Linked DNA regions of Mus musculus: region 1 is linked to region 2. Evidence: chromatin loops called from intact Hi-C (ENCODE). Cell type or tissue: heart. All regions are shown on one strand. Region 1 overlaps Dnah2 (dynein, axonemal, heavy chain 2). Region 2 overlaps Dnah2 (dynein, axonemal, heavy chain 2).

Region 1 (2,500 bases), 52 kb after region 2:
CCTTGGTTTCCCCTCGAAGGCCACTCCCAAATCAAGTTCTAGACATCGTTTTCCTTTCAGGTCCGACCAGTGTGGCTTATTTATTTATTCATTTGGTTTTGAGACAGGGTCTTGCTGTGTAGCCCTAGCCAGCAAGCATATCGCCGGTTAAAGCAAACCGGTCTTAAACTTGTGACCCTCTGCCTTTCCCTGAGATTACAGGCCTACAGCACCACACCTATCCACAAGAGTGTTAAATGGGCAAGGTGTAGGTTAAGTGCTGAGTTGCCATCAGAGCCTTAGGCACCACCCTCTCCACTCTTACTTCTTGACTTCTCTAATTCAGCCTCAGAGGTTTTGATCCCTAGCCCGGGGCCTAGAAATTGCTTGGATTTATAAACCCAGTGCGTTACCCTCACCCCGCTCCCCAGTCACTCGGATCGTGCGTGTGATCGGACAGCCCCGAGGCAACATGTTGCTGGTGGGGATCGGGGGCAGCGGGAGGCAGAGTCTGGCCCGCTTGGCGTCTTCCATCTGCGATTATAACACGTTCCAGATCGAGGTCACCAAGCACTACCGCAAACAGGAGTTCCGAGACGGTAAGGCTGGGTTCCTGACCATGCGCAGAGGTTTCAGGATGAAAGATAAGCTGCTTGAGTTACTGGCCCTGGCCTTTGTGTTCTGGGAGTGCTTATGGCTGTGGGAGGGTCCTCCAACTGAGAGGCTCAGGATGGGGAGTCGCAAGTAAGTCTTTTCCTTCGCCCTTCACTTGTTTGGCCAGATATCAAGCGCTTGTATCGACAGGCAGGGGTAGAACTCCAGACCACGTCTTTCCTTTTCGTGGACACCCAGATAGCTGACGAATCCTTCCTGGAAGACATCAACAACATCCTTAGCTCGGGCGAAGTCCCCAATCTCTACAAGTCTGACGAATTTGAAGAGGTGAAGTTCCTTCAGTTCTGAGTTGGTTCTTTGGTTTTCCTAGCTAACCACCAGCACCCCACAGATTCCACATCTGTTTCTGTAGCATCCCCAGCCTCCCAGATCAGTCCCTGTGGGCTGAAGCCTGTTTCTCATCAGTCATCCCCTGAGAGGCCTCACTGGGCGGGCGGGGTTGCTTTAACTCCCACTCCAGTCTGCCAGCCTAACCTGCTTTCCCGCTGAGACTGTGGTGAGAACTTCAGTCCTCTGATACAGTGTGGTTTCTGAACAGATCCAGAACCATATCATAGACCAGGCCCGGGCAGAACAGATACCAGAATCCTCGGACAGCCTCTTTGCATACCTCATCGAGCGCGTGCGGAACAACCTGCACATTGTGCTCTGTCTAAGTCCCGTGGGAGACCCCTTCAGGTGATGCTTCCTCGGTTGGCCGGCTCCCCACAGGCTCCCGCCTCGGCTTTTGGCTTTCTGTGTTCTTTGGAAGTTAGTGCGTCCCATGTGACTTCCTCCACAGTTTAGGGGCGTTACCCACATTGTTCTGGAACAGCCTTTTCATCCTCCCAGACTCAAAGTCTTTTCCCAGTAAAGAACAACTCCCCTCCCCCAGCTTCCAGAAACGACCTTCCTGCTTTCCATCTGTCTCTGATGGCCTTTGATGGCCTTGTGCATGAACGGTGCGGTGTTTGTCCTTTTGTGACGCACTTCCTTCACTCTATGATGTCCTTGAGGTTCATCTATATTGTAGCATATGACAAGTTTCCTTTTCTCTTTTTAATAAGATGAATAGAATTAACAGTATGTGTACACCAAAAAAAAAAAAATTTTTTTTAACCCATTCTCAGTATGACTAGATATTTCAGGACCACGGAAACCTGAAGGAAGAGGCCTAGTGTGGCAGTACACACCTATGACCTCAGGACATAGGCGGGCAAAGCGAGAGGACTGGTGCAAATCTGAGACCAGTCCCGGCTACATAGCAAGCATGAGAGTAGCCAGGGTGACTGCATATAGTATCTGCATATGTGATGCCCTGTCTTAATGGGACGTGGGCAGAGCAGATGGAGAGGCAACGTGGGTTGCCGTTTTGCTTATGTTTTTATTTATGGTGTCTAGTATATTTTACTTAGCACAGTCAGGTGCCGTGTAGGGCATTCTTCTTGGGTCACCTTACCAAATTCCTAACAACCTTAGCATAGACTGTCAATCTCCTGCTAGAGATGAGGAAGCTGGGGTTTGAGAGTGTTAGATTCTCCTGGCTCAAGATCAACATCTAGAAAAATGTGGATCTGAGACCATTTCTCAATGTTATGCAGAGCTATCTATCTCTGAGGAGGTAAATCTGGAGGGAGGAGCCGATAGGAAGAGGACAGGGCCTTTGGGTCACCGCAAAGCGGATGGGGCATGTGTTGCTAGAAAGCTAAGGGCATTGTGAGTAGACTTAACTCTCCTTGACTTCCTCCTAGGAATTGGATTCGCCAGTACCCAGCCTTAGTAAACTGTACAACCATCAACTGGTTCTCAGAGTGGCCCCGAGAGGCCTTGCTAGAGGTGGCTGAGAAGTACATTATAGGAGTGGACT
Region 2 (2,500 bases):
TTTAAAGATTTACTTTATTTATATGAGTACACTGTAGCTGTCTTCAGACACACCAGAAGAGGGCACCGGATCTCATTACAGGTGGTTGTGAGATACTATGTGGTTGCTGAGAATTGAACTCAGGACCTCTGGAAGTGCTTTTAACTGCTGAGCCATCTCTCCAGCCCTAGGACTCTGTCTTTTAAAAAAAAAAAATTGACTTTGTTGGTCTATGTTGAAAATTTAGCTATATGAGGTCCATATTCCTACAGGGTGATAACCATGGCTCTAGCCCTTTAAGATGGAGTATGTCTTCTAATTTTAGGCAAATTTCTATTGCCATTTATCATGACATTGGAGTTACATATCTCCTTGGATAGAACTGAATTTCTGAGTTTTGCTTTACAAAAACAAAAGTTAGTTGTTAGTGGTGGGTAGGGTGTTGGAAAGTTGAGATCGTGGGAAGACATGCGTGTGTCCTTTGGACCCTGCATACATGTGGGCAGTGCTTTTCCTTGGTCGCTTCCCGTGTGTGCCGGCTTCCTGTTTGATGTTTTCCTGCGTGCTGTTCCTCCTGGGATGGCTCTGGTCTGGGGTGATCCTGTGTTTTGGAGGCTGCTCTCCCCTGAAACAGGAGCTGCAAGTGTGACAGCCATCCCTCTTGTCTGTGGACACACTGAGCTGGGGGTGCCTGTGGGACAAACTGGGGAGACCTGGGAACGGATCCGCTTTCAGAGGCAACAGAAGCCATGGGTTTGGGTGAGTCACCCTGGGAGAGTGACTGGAAATGCAGAACCTTTAGGGGTCCCCACTTAAGAGGGCTGTGGAGGCAGCAAATCCTTTCCTGCACTCTAGCAGGATCCCAAGACACCCCAGAGAGGACAATCCCCTCTGAAAAGAAGATCAAAGGAGAGAACCTGGGGGAAGGCTGGGTCCAAGGAAAGTGGAGTATTCCCCATAACATCAAAACCTCCAGAGAGGGGCTGGAGAAGTGGCTGAGTAGTTGAGAGTGCTGGCTGCTCTTCCTGAGAACCTGAGCTCCATTCCCAGCACCCACATGGCGTCTCACAACCGTCTGTAACTATAGTTCTAGGGGATCCAATGCCGTCTTCCAGCCTCCCAGAAGTGGTACGTAGATATCACGTAAGTAAAACAGGCAGACACACAAAATAAAATTAAACAGTCATTTTAAAAAGCCTGTGCAGAAGTCAGGGAATATAAGGCCAAGAAGCCATGTGTCTTTGGACACAGCTGTGGGAACTCTTAGAGGAAAGGGTGGAGTGGGGAGGCAGGGCTGGAAGTGAAGGGGGCTTCCAGAACAGTTCCTGAAAGAGGCAGGCTCTGAGGGGGCGGGGCAGAGTGCAGGACCTGTAGGACACAGGAGTCAGGGGAGAAGGTGGTTTTTATTATATTATCTTTTGAGATTGTGGAATTTTGGCCATATTCCAATGGTAGGAAGGAACTACTGTGTTGAGGGAGTAGTGGGTGTGGTAGAGCTTGAGGGTGTGTCTGAGGGAGGACTGGGTTGCAGGACAGAGCCCCAGGGAGCATTAGTACAGAGAGGAGGGACTCTGAGGTCATAACCCTGAAGGGAGCCCAGCCCCGAGACAGGCCAGTTCACAGTCTGTCTGTAGCGGGAAGCAGAGGCAGCTCTCACCTGACGATTTTCTGCTGTGGAGAGAACACTAGCTTTGAGAGGAGTGGGGTTTACACAGTGATTGAAGAGATATATAATTGTCAGAGTTTTTTTCCCATTCTGTAGACTGCTGCTTTGCTCAAACCATGCTGTCTATTGCTGATATGGAAGGGTTTTTTTTTGTTTTGGTTTTTGGTTTGTTTGTTTTTCGAGACAGGGTTTCTCTGTGTAGCCTTGGCTGTCCTGGAACTCACTCTGTAGACCAGGCTGGTCTCGAACTCAGAAATCCACCTGCCTCTGCCTCCCTAGTGCTGGGATTAAAGGCGTGCGCCACCACTGCCCGGCTCAAAGGTTTTTATTTTAAATGAGGTCCCCATTATTAATCGTTGATCTTAGTGACTTTGGTATTGGTGTCCTGTTCAGAAAAGCCTTTCTTGAGTTCAAGCCTATCATGTACTTTCTATTCTGTCAGATTCAGGGTATCTGATCTTAGGTTGACCAGATTTGGAGTTGACTTTTGTGCGGGATGTATAGATACAAATCTGTTTTCATTCTTCTACCTACAGCCATCTGACTAGACTAGCACCGTTGTTGAAGATGCTCTTTTCTCCAGTGTGGGTTTGTTGTTGTTTGTTTTTCTTACTAAAAATCAGCTGTCAGCCAGATGTGGAGGCAGCAATGCTCCTTTAATTCTTGAGAGACAGAGGCAGGTGGAGCTTTGAGTTCAAGGCCGGCCTGGTCTACATAGTAAGTTCTAGGACAGCCAGGGTTACACCAAGAAACCTGTCTCATACAAATAAAAACAAACCAATCAGCTGTCTGTAGGTGTTTGGAGTTATGTCCAGGTCTTCAGTTTTATTCCGTGGGTCAATTTGTCTGTTCTCA

The links. Peaks named below come from ENCODE experiments on the same cell type or tissue, not always from the same donor. Only the 100,000 strongest peaks of a DNase experiment are listed, where the experiment ranks them.
Region 1: a loop joins it to region 2, with 6 times the contacts of the local background. A loop is called at or near these places in 10 of 42 quality-filtered maps.

Annotation. Positions count from the first base shown.
Region 1 is chr11:69,451,239-69,453,738 of GRCm38, reverse strand. It overlaps Dnah2 (dynein, axonemal, heavy chain 2), which reads left to right. Exons shown (of 86, transcript NM_001081330.1): 54 at 411-578; 55 at 761-921; 56 at 1,193-1,332; 57 at 2,385-2,500. Among named protein-coding and RNA genes, the nearest start is that of Kdm6b, 36 kb to the right of the region's middle. In heart, no CTCF peak of the experiment used is centred here; a DNase peak (open chromatin) is centred at 1,408; H3K4me3 peaks cover 1,113 bases; H3K27ac peaks cover 2,417 bases.
Region 2 is chr11:69,503,012-69,505,511 of GRCm38, reverse strand. The region is part of intron 12 of Dnah2 (dynein, axonemal, heavy chain 2); the gene reads left to right. Among named protein-coding and RNA genes, the nearest start is that of Dnah2, 45 kb to the left of the region's middle. In heart, no CTCF peak of the experiment used is centred here; a DNase peak (open chromatin) is centred at 1,401; H3K27ac peaks cover 490 bases.